Regions from separate parts of the Homo sapiens genome. Here region 1 is linked to region 2. A link is a contact called in ENCODE Hi-C or POLR2A ChIA-PET data. All regions are on one chromosome and are shown on one strand. The core of a region is the stretch at or near the end of the contact, and the rest is flanking DNA. Distances in the headings are between cores, read along the strand shown.

Evidence for each region. A loop is a pair of places that touch in the nucleus more often than their neighbours do. ChIA-PET counts read pairs that join two places held with the same protein, here RNA polymerase II (POLR2A). Pooled maps may share reads with other maps.
Region 1: a loop to region 2 is called in a pooled map, with 9 times the contacts of the local background. The contact joins two enhancer-like sites. A Hi-C loop is called at or near these places in 3 of 50 pooled maps. POLR2A ChIA-PET finds 5 or more read pairs at or near these places in 3 of 52 experiments (CD8-positive, alpha-beta T cell, WTC11 and activated B cell).

Annotation. Positions count from the first base shown.
Region 1 is chr1:212,184,805-212,190,813 of GRCh38, forward strand. No RefSeq gene overlaps it. Among named protein-coding and RNA genes, the nearest start is that of LINC02608, 97 kb to the right of the region's middle. RefSeq lists enhancers at 1,803-2,097, 2,048-2,097, 2,148-2,207. Within about 2 kb of position 1,972, at least 4 of the 41 ENCODE cell types and tissues checked have a DNase peak (open chromatin) inside an H3K27ac peak, as active enhancers do.
Region 2 is chr1:211,693,189-211,698,653 of GRCh38, forward strand. No RefSeq gene overlaps it. Among named protein-coding and RNA genes, the nearest start is that of NEK2-DT, 20 kb to the left of the region's middle. RefSeq lists an enhancer at 2,071-2,570. Within about 2 kb of position 2,468, at least 3 of the 41 ENCODE cell types and tissues checked have a DNase peak (open chromatin) inside an H3K27ac peak, as active enhancers do.

The DNA of each region.
Region 1 (6,009 bases), core at 722-3,221, 490 kb after region 2:
GAGTCCACAGAAGGGTATGGTCATGGTGGTGGGGCTAAATAAGCCCTAGACTACCTGTTGCTCTGGACCCACCCTAACAAAGCTTAAAAGCAAGCCTTGAAGGGATCAGATTAAATCTAAGTAACTTAACTGAACAAAGTAGAGCATTATTTAAAGGATTACAACAAAATCTAGTATCCAACAAGGTAAAATTCACAATATCCAGCGACCAGTCGAAGCTTGCCAAGCATGCATCACAATAGGAAAATAGTACCCATAACTAGGAGAAAAGTCAGTCAGTAAAAACAGACCCAGAAGTGGCAGAGATGATGAAATTAGCAGATAAGAACCTTAAAAACAACTACTATAAGCATGCTTCACATGCTGAGGAAGATAGAAAACCTGAGCCAGGTGTGGTGGCTCACGACTGTAATCCCAGCACTTTGGGAGGCAGAGGCGGGTGGATCACTTGAGGTCAGGAGGCAGAGGCGGGTGGATCACTTGAGGTCGGGAGGCAGAGGCGGGTGGATCACTTGAGGTCAGGAGGCAGAGGCGGGTGGATCACTTGAGGTCAGGAGGCAGAGGCGGGTGGATCACTTGAAGCCAGGAGTTCGGGACCAGACTGGCCAATACAGTGAAGTCCCGACTCTATTAAAAATACAAAAATTAGCTGGGCGTGGTGGCATGCACCTGTAATCCCAGCTACTTGGAAGGCCGAGGCATGAGAATTGCTTGAACCCCGGAGGCGGAGGTTGCAGTGAGCTGAGACACCACCACTGCACTCCAGCCTGAGCGATAGAGACTCTGTCTCAAAAAAGAAAATAAAAATAGATAGAAAACATGAACACAATGAAAGGATAAACTGAAGATACAAAAAAGATCCAAACGAAACTCCTAGAGATGAAAAATACATTTGAAATGGAAAGTATACTGCATGGGATTAAGAACAAATTGGACGATGCAAAAGAAAAGATCAATAAATTGAAAACATAGCAATAGAAACTGTCTAGAGAAAAACAACTAAAGAAACAAAAAATAAAGAGAGAGAGGTAAAGAGAGTGAGCTTCAGTTACCTGAGAGACAATATTAAGCAGTTTAACATGGAATTTAAGTCCCAGAAGAGGGGAATAAGAAATTTTTTTTGAAAAAATAATGGCTGAAAATTTCCCCAAATTGATGAAAACCATAAACTCACGCATACAAGAAGCTCAATAATCTCCAAGCAGAGTAAATATAAAGAAAACTGGCCAGGCACAGTGTCTCACACCTGTAATCTCAGCACTTTAGGAGGCTGAGGCAAGAGGATCGCTTGAGCCCAGGAGTTTGAGACCAGCCTCAGCAACATAGTGAGACCTTGCCTTTATTTAAAAAAAAAAAAAAAAATGAAGGCATGGTGGCACACACCTGTGGTCCCAGCTACTGGAAAGGCTGAGGTAGGAGGATTGCTTGGGCCCAGGAGGCAGAGGTTGCAGTGAACCGAGATTGTGCTACTCTAGTCTGGGTGACAGAGTGAGACTCTGTCTCAAAATAAAATAAAAAATCAACCTTGGACCTTCGTTTGTCACCCAGAAATTCAGTCAACGGGTCAGTCCATCAGACCAATAGCAGTAGTGAGCACCACTTGCATAGAGAAAAAAGCCAGCCCGCCAGGATAAAATAGGAGGGTCCCGAGGCCTTAACTGTGCAGAAGTGCTTCCCACACAAAGGTTTCCTCACCTGTCAGTGTCTACCCCAACAAGCACCAGAGAACCATCATGAAAATGTACAGTGAATGTGAGGGAGGGCCAATCACATTAACATTAAATGTGAGGGAGGGCCAATCACATTAACATTAAATGTGAGGGAGGGCCAATCACATTAACATTAGCAGGACTGTACCTTGAAACCGTTAACCCTGGGAGAAAGAATGGTTGAACAGTAAGCTTTCTGCATTGTTGAGATGAAGCCAGCAACAGTAGGCAAGAAGGTCGTAGCAGGAAGAAGGAAGTATTCTCTGGAGACCAACTCTCCTGTTTCAGTTTCGTCCCTGGGGCTAGTCCTGCTGAGTCCTGTAAGGTAGTAGTGTGGTGGTTCTTAATCTTTTTTTTTTCTTTTCGTGTTGGAGGCACATCTTTGACTATTAGAATTTGGTGTAGCAGATTTGAAAAAATATGTATTGTAAAACTGAAAATGATACCAAAGTAAGCAGTAATTTCACCTGCAGTCATTGCCAAAATATTAAGTTCTCACAGCATTTACAGCACTCATAGAGGCAGCACCAGTTTTCGGTCCTTCTATAATACATCACCATCTAGAAACGGCCTGTTTATAGACCCCTAAAGCCATCTCTTACATACTCTAGAGACAAAGTTCTCATGTGTTCCAGTCAACACAGGAGTTTTTTTGTTGATTTGTTTAGGGTGGGGGTGGTGGGTGCTGGCTCCATGTCATATTATTTCCTCCTCTATCTAGAAGAAAGTTTACGTCGCTCTCTGTACCCATAATGTGAACCCCTTGAGTCAGCAGTGAGTATTCTGACATACACTGAATCCTCAGTTGTAGCAAAAAGTGATTTTTTTTTTTTGAGATGAAGTCCCACTCTTGTCACCCAGGCTGGAGTGCAGTGGCACAATCTCAGCTCACTGCAACCTCCGCCTCCCGGGTTCAAGTGATTCTCCTGCTTCAACCTCCCAGGTAGCTGGGATTACAGGTGGCCTGCCACCATGCCCAGCTAATTTTTGTATTTTTAGTAGAGATGGGGAGACGGGGTTTCACCGTGTTGGCCAGGCTGGTCTCAAACTCCTGACCTCAGATGATCTACCCGCCTCAGCCTCCCAAAGTGCTAAGATTACAGGCGTGAGCCACTGCTCCCGGCCCTCAAAAGGTGATCTTTAGTATTTTTAGTAGAGACAGGGTTTAACCGTGTTAGCCAGGATGGTCTCGATCTCCTGACCTTGTGATCTGCCCATCTCGGCCTTCCAAAGTGTTGGAATTACAGGTGTGAGCCACTGCACCCAGCCGCATTGGCCAATATTTGACAGTGCCCTGTGAAAGGATTGGCAGGAGAAGAAAATAAATAGGAAACAGTTTTCCAGCCACAAGAAATTCAACTCAATTCAATCAAGGCTGACTAAACACCTGCTGCATCTAAGTCCTTGAGCCAGGGTGGGCTTCTGTCCCTAGCAGAGGCTCTTCAGCCTGGAGGCGCACCGCTGGGCTGGGGCAGGACCAGTTAAAAGTGAGGAAACCATACATGTACGTCAGAGATATGTTTTCTCTCTTTTCCCTTTGGGAAGATGTTCTTGGGAGTTCTTTGCCAGGAAGTTGGTCACTTCCTGCCCAAATGATGAGGTTTCCAAAAGGTATAAATAGATTCACTTGCCACATGGAATTGGCTGAAGATGCCTCCACATGCCAGAAGGAAGCCTTGGGAGGGTTCTTTCCAGTATCAGGGAGCTCAGAGACAGGAGGCAGCAGCTGCCAGAGAAGCAGCACCAGCACCAGCCGGGCCCAGTGGGCTTCAGGGCTGAGGGCAAAAGGGCCTGGAAAAGTAACAAGTCTGTTGCGGAAAGTGCCGGGACTAACGTGCTGTGAGTACGGTGAAGCATATGAGAGAAAAGAGCATAGTAAATGATGAATAAGTATAAGAAATGCGGCCGGGCGCAGTGACTCACACCTATAGGCCCAGCACTTTGGGAGGCCGAGTCGGGCAGATCATCTGAGGTCAGGAGTTCGAGACCAGCCTGGCCAACATGGTGGAACTCTGTCTCTACGAAAAATGCAAAAATTAGCTGGGCATGGTGGCGCACACCTATAATCCCAGCTACTCTGGAGGCTGAGGATGGAGAATTGCTTGAACATGGGAGGTGGAGGTTCCAGTGAGCTGAGATCATGCCACTGCACGCCAGCTGAGGCAACAGAGTGAGACTTCGTCTCAAAAAAAAAAAAAGTAAGAAATGCGTTTGTAAGGATCTGCAGAAGGAAAAAAGAAGACTACTAGAAATGTCAGTACCTGCTCAGTGAGTCATGCAGGGTGAACCACATACAGGAAGGGGTCAGAGGGTGCAAGAAGGGGAAGAACATGATAACTTATAGGGCCAAAGGCTGTGAGACTCACCTGGTTGTGCTAAAGAATTCTCCATGTAGGCATTGGTGTTACATTCAAATTTGTGTTGCACATATATTGTTTTTGTGTAACTTTAAGTGCGTACTAAGTTCTATTGGTACTTTATCCATGGGAGTAATTAAATTATCAAACACATCCTTTTTTGCTAATGGTATTGCTCTGCCAAGGTAAAAAGGACCCCTGCCTTGGGCCTTTGCTTTAGACCTTAATTATTCAAAGTGTGGCCCTTGTACCAGCAGCATCAACAGCACCTGGAAGCTTGGGAGAAATGCAGAATATCAGGCCCTACCCCATACCTACTTAATAAGATCCCAGGTGATTCACATGTGCATTAAAGTCAGAGAACTGTGCTTCCTCCAGCTGTGTCTCTCCTCACTGCAGGCACGGTCCTCAGGGCCAAGGAGACGTGGCCATCCAGCACCCCTTCCCTTCTAGATCATGCTCCAGGTAGCTGGGACACCAGAATACTCTGGACATTGGCCCTCTCTGACCCTGCCCCCAGAGTTTTTGTGGCCCATCCCCTCAGGGATGGCCTCATTGCCACCATGAGATCTCTGGGCCTGAGAGGTGGCCTCGGGGCAGCTGTTGGCAGGACATGTGGACAGAGGTTGGACCACATTCTGGAGTATCCACAGGCTTGCATATGAGGTCCCTTGGACAGAGCCAGAAGCAGGAAAGGAAGCAGAGGAAGGAAGTCATCGTGTCCTGTGCCACCACATTTCAGGGCAGGACTCCAAGTAATTCAAGAATCTACATTTGAAATTGTTCTTCCAGGTCATTCTAAAAGTATATTTGTTGGCTGGGTGCGTTGGTTCACACCTGTAATCCTATCACTCTGGGAAGCCAAGGTGGGCAGACCACCTGAAGTCAGGACTTCAAGAACAGCCTGGCCAACATTGTGAAACCCCGTTTCCATTAAAAGTACAAAAATTAGCTGGGCATGGTTGTGTCTGCCTGTCGTTCCAGCTACTTGAGAGGCTGAGGCAGGAGAATCGCTTGAACCCAGGAGGCGGAGGTTGCAGAGAGCCGAGATGGCACCACTGTACTCCAGCCTGGGTGACAGAGTGACACTCCATCTCAAAAAAAAATAATAAATAAATAATAAAGGTATATTTATCAAGCTAGGATAATAAAACACATTTTATTTAACAGTTTATTCTCAAGTGAGGAGCACCTCTGCCCAGCCGCCCCACCATCTGGGAAGTGTGGAGCGCCTCTGCCTGGAGCCCAGCTGTCTGGAAAGTGAGGAGCTCCTCTGCCCGGTCGCCAACCTGTCTGGGAAGTGAGGAGCGACTCTCCTTGGTCGCCACAATGTCTGGGAAGTGAGGAGTGTCTCTGCCTGGCCGCTCCATTGTCTGGGAAGCGAGGAGCGCCTCTGCCTGGCCGCCCCACTGTCTGGGAAGCGAGGAGCGCCTCTGCCTGGCCGCCCCACTGTCTGGGAAGTGAGGAGCGCCTCTGCCTGATCGCCCCACCATCGGGGAAGTGAAAAGCCCCTCCCCCTGGCCCGCGCCTCCCGCCAGCCGCAGCACCATCTGAGAAGTGAGGAGAGCCTTTGCCCGGCTGCTGTGCAACCCTCCAAGTGTGAAGTGGCAGCCCTGTGTGTGATCTTTCTGCCCTCCCCAAGTTTGCATTTTCAATATTAAAGTTTACTTTTAAATTAGAAGTTTTAAATTGCAGAATTATATTTTTAGAAAAGTTTATTCTCTTGATTCATAACTTTGAAATATCTAGACGTATGGTACATGTCACGCCATTTCTGCTCTTTCCTGCACCTCCCAAATGTTTTAGTTGTAGCCAAAGTACACAAATCTAAGAAGATCCAAATGATCATCCTCACATTGACGGGTTCCTAGGCAGAGTAGGACTTTGGAAGACAGATGGGTTTGTCTACAGCCCACCTATCCAATGTGTAATAAAAAGAAGAA
Region 2 (5,465 bases), core at 1,218-3,717:
GTTCAAATCACACAGAAAGAAATCCATTTAGTAAATTCCCAAAGTTGCAAACCGTGTGGACCTACCCAGAGTCACACCAGGACTGGACAGCCCCCACTGGATTATACTGGATATGTGGGCAAACAGCTTATGCCAGATTACCTGGCCAGTAGGCAGGTAGTTGTGTTATTAGCACTATTAAACCATCTTTCTTCCTACTGCCCACAAAAACAGGCGAACTCCTGGGCTTCCCTGTCTATGCTTCCCGCGAAAAGAGAAGCATAGCTATAGGAAATTGAAAAAATGATAAATGGCCCCCTGAGAGAATCATACAATATTATAGGCCTGCTACTTAGGCACAAGACAGCTCGTGAGGATACCGGACCCCCATTTACATGATCAACCGAATCATACGGTTACAAGCTGTCTTAAAAATAATCACTAGTAAAACCAGCAGAGCCTTGACTATTCTGGCCTGGCAAGAAACTCAGATGAGAAATGCTATCTATCAAAATAGATCAGCTCTCGACTACAGCTGAAGGAGAGGTCTGCAGGAAATTTAACCTTACTAATTGCTGCCTACACATAGATAATCAAGGGTAAGTAGTTGAAGACATAGTTAGAGATATGACAAAACTGGCACATGTGCCCGTACAAGTGTGGCATAGATTTGATCCTGGGGCCATGTTTGGAAAATGGTTCCCAGCACTAAGAGGATTTAAAACTCTTATAATAAGAGTTATAATAGTAATAGGAACCTGCTTACTGCTCCCTTGTTTGCTACCTGTACTTCTTCAAATGATAAAAAGCTTCATCACTACCTTAGTTCACCAAAATGCTTCAGCACAATGTACTATGTGAATCACTATCGATCTGTCTTGCAAGAAGACATGGGAAGTAAAAATGAAAGTGAGAACTCCCACTATTGAGTGAGATTCTCAAAGGGGGGGAATAAGGGAGGAGACCACCGCTCATATTGTCTTATGCCCAATTTCTGCCTCCAAAGAAAGAAAAAGTAAAAACTAAAAGACAGAAATGAAATCCACAAGCAGGCAGCCCGGCGCCACACCCTGGGCCTGGTAGTTAAAAATCGACCCCTGACCTAATTGGTTATGTTATCTATAGATTACAGACATTGGATAGAAAAGCACTGTGAAAATCCCTATCCTGTTTTGTTCCGATGTAATTACCGGTGCATGCAGCCCCCAGACACGTACCCCCCACTTGCTCAATCAATCATGCCCCTCTCATGTGCACCCCCTTAGAGTTGTGAGCCCTTAAAAGGGACAGAAATTGCTCACTCGGGGAGCTCGGCTCTTGAGACAGGAGTCTTGCCAATGCCCCCGGCCGAATAAACCCCTTCCTTCTTTAATTCAGAGTTTGAGGACTTTTGTCTGCGGCTCATCCTGCTACAGCATAAGCCGCCAAGCCCGACCATAAAACATGTTTTAAATTAGAAGATGTTCTTTGCACTTTTGTTTTTCTGGAGGAATGTCATGGTACACAGAGTGAAGACCTAACTTAAGGAGGCCTTGGAGCCTGTCAAGCATACAATGATTCAGGTCTGTACCGGGCTGTGGCACTGCCTTCACTCCCCTCCACCCTGGGCAGAGGCAGAGGGCAGGAGAATCTGGTGAGCTGAGGCCACATGTCCACCTGGTGTGGCTGGTGTGGTCCACACAGCTGGAATGATAAAAGCACCGCACTCATCCGTGCCAGGCCCGGTGCTACTCATGCTTCTCCTTCACTCTTCACCACATTCCCAGGACTGAAGCATTGGTTTATTCCCATTTTCCAAAAAAGGAAACTGAGGCTCATAGTGTTTAAGCCTCAAGCCTCAGGCCACCATGAATACTTCTCATCTGCAAAAGAGAACACCCAAATGTGCCCACCCACCCTACAGATTCTTGGAGGTCTGGCTCACTTATCTCCAAGAAAGCCCCCTCTGGACCATCCAGAAGCCACGAGATGGTAACAGTGCTTCCTCTGCAGGGGCTCTGATCGACCTTGGGTCTGCAAGGGGTAGCAGTCAGGGGTCACCTGAGCCTAGCTCAGTGGGTGTGCTCCTCACACTGCATGACCGCATGCTGTGGGTGGGCCTGTGCACATGTGTGTTTGTGCACACAGAGGAAACGAGTGTAGGCGGGGATCAAGGTCATTTTTACAAACAGAAAAGCTGCAGCATCTCCATAACTCAGCTTGTGGGCTAGACAGTCACCACAGAAAAAAGGAAGCCAGACCAAAACTGAACCACTGGACTACTGCAAGCCCGCCCCAGCAGGGAGCCAGTGCAGGACCCCTGTGAGAAATGGGAACTCTGTACTATCTTTATAGCTTTTCTATAAATCTAAAACTCTTCAAAAATAAAGCATTTATTAACAACAATGACAACAAAAGCATTGACTAAGCTCTGTGAACTGAGAATTTTGTTCTTTACCAAATGGGGATTTCTAACACATCTTTTCAAGTGGTTTGGCAGCATCTTGGAGCTTCCCATTGCTAACAGCGTGCTAATGACAACTGCCCTTAAAGGAGGCCTCCTGCAGAGCGCCCGCTGCCCCCGTGACCCTCCTCCAGCTGTCTGTGAGATAAGAGTAGTGATAACATAGCTGCTCTTGGAGGAGCATTGTGTGACGGCCAAGGCCCAGAGGCCCCGAAGAGGAGGCACTGTTACCATCTCTATTTTACAGATGAGGAAACCCAGGCTCTAGAGGGTGAGAAAATGCCAGAGCTGGACCTACAGTTCTGCCTGATTCCAAAGTTCAAATCTTAACCACTGCTAAAGAAATAAAGCGGTATATATACATATATACATATACACACACACACATACATACATACATACATATGTATATATATATATATACACACACATATACATGCATACATATATATATATATATATATATTTTTTTTTTAATTGAGACACGGTCTCACTCTGTTGCCCAGGCTGGAGTGCAATGGTGCAATCATAGTTCACTGCAGCCTCAAACTCCTATACTCAAGCAATCCTCCCACTTCAGCCTCCTGAATAATTGTGATCACAGGCACACACCACCATGCCCAGCTAACTTTTTATTTTATTTTATTTTTGTAGAGGCAGGCTCTCGTTATGTTGCCCAGGCTGGACTCAAACTCGTGAGCTCAAGCAATGCTTCTACCTTGGCCTCTCAGAGTGCTGGGATTACAGGTGTGAGCCACCATGCCTGGCCTCATATATTTTATAAATATGAAGGCTCTCTGTACCTCATCCCAAAGGGTGTGGTTTATTACCATCTCTCAGGATTTTACACACTCAGGAAACCCACATACTTCGAGTTCTAGGAACCAAACCCATAGGCCAGAATATGGCTGCCCTCCAAAAAGTACTGTGTGCAGTCTTTGTTGTGAAGTGCCTTCTCAGGGTGGCCCCAAGGTTTTCCCAGACTCTTCCATATTGGTGAGGTTCTGTGTGTCTCCAGGGCTGTCAGAGCCCTCATGCCTCAGCCATCCCTGTAAGGGCAGGAGGACAGGCACAGACAGGTAGACACTGACTCCCTTTCTACCTAGGTCACATGGCACATGGCAGGGCAGACAGGACCACATCCAGACCAGGGCTGTGGTCACCAGGGAAGTCCATTAAACCACTGCATTATGTGACATTCTCTAGAAGGCACCTGGGCAGGGAGGCCAGGGCAACTTAGGTTTAGGGCCAGGTTAACTGCCATGGCTTTTGGGGAGAGAAAGTGACCTAAAATATATAGATACAGGAATTTAATACAAATATGACAGCACACACTTGAATATGATTTGTAGGTTCTGACAACTCAGATGAACCTGGCTTTTCATGAAATCAGCGCTAACCAAAGCGGGCATGTATAGCAATGGGAGCCCTTTCCTTCATCCCAACCTAGATCATTCCCTAATCCCTTTTCTATCCCATCCCACTCAGAACTCAGCTCTCAAGAAGCTCAGTTTCATGATGACCTTGAATTTAATCTACCTTCCCTCGGTGCTTTAAGAGTATTTTTTCTACACTAGATTGATTTACAATGCCTTGTTTGTTTCTTTGTAAGCATTCTTGAGCCTTTCTCAGGCGTCTATGTCAAGGCTTTACCTAAACTAATTGTATTGGGCCACAGCTGTGCACAGGGTAACCAAGAATTCTGGTCTCCCTGGGACCATCCCAGGTTTCAAGTCTGGGCAAACCTCTCAGCCCCAAGAAAACCAAGAGGGTTGGTCAGCTTAGCTATGAAGCTCCTCTTCAGAAGCCTTTCCAGCTGGTCATAGCTAGAGCAGTATTGTCAGTAAGTGGTGTAGACCCTCACATGTGGTCCTTGGAGAGCAACAAGGTGTCCCCTGGGAGCTTATTAGACATGCAGACTCTCAGGCCCCACCCGGCCCTGCTCATCAGAATCTGCTCTTCAGCACAGTCCCTGGGGGCTCCTATGCTTGTCACAGTGGAGAACAGCTGTGCTGGTGGGGAGACTTCCTGCTGAGAAACACAGTGTGGATGACATCTGCTTTTGAGGCACACTTCCAGGGGAGTCCCCCATTTGAACTTAGCCCAAAGCTTTTGGGAAGCCAGTAAAGCACTAGACTAGACCAATTTGAAACCATCCTAACTGGGGCAGAGATCAGTGATAGTCTCCAACAAGGCTCAGGAGGGCTGCAGGCATGTAGGGCACCCAGCAGAGCCCCCACACAGGCCTTTTCTCTCTGAGAATGCAAGGGAAAGAGAGGAATGGCCTCATATCTGCTCTAATTATACATACATATATATATATGTGTGTGTGTGTATCTCTATATATACACATTATATTATATATATACATTATATTTTTTATATGTGTGTGTATATATATATATATATATATATATGAAATTTTTTTTTTTTGAGACAAGATCTCAGTGTTGCCTAGGCTGGAGTGCTGTGGAGCAATCACAGCTCACTGCAGCCTTGACCTCCAGGCTCAAGCAATCCTCCCACCTCAGCCTCTCCAGTAGCTGGGACTACAGGCACTCGTTGCTAGGCCTGGCTAATTCGCTTTTATTTTTAGTAGCGACGGGGTCTCACCATGTTGCCCAGACTGGTCTCAAGCTCCAGAGCTCAAGTGATCCTCCTGCCTCAGCCTCCCAGAGTGCTGGGATTACAGGCGTGAGCCACTGCCACGGGCCTCTAATTTGCATATAATGACAAATGATTCACAGGTGTTGGCACCTTAACTATTGTTAGCTAGAAGTTATTTTTGACACCTCATTTCTGATCTTAATACCCTGCAGTTCTCAACTTGGGTGTTTATCAGAAGCTCTATAGAGCTTGTTGTTGTTGTTTTAAAATGCCTGGGGCACACCTCATACTTCCTGATTCAGGGTCTGTGGTGAGGGTCCAGGTTTCTGTAATTTGGGGATGTCCCCGGGTGGTTCTGAGGGGCACCCAGGGACAAGGCCACCAGGAGAGGATCCTGCGCCGCGTTCAGCCCTGGCCTCTCGCTGCCATGCTGCCT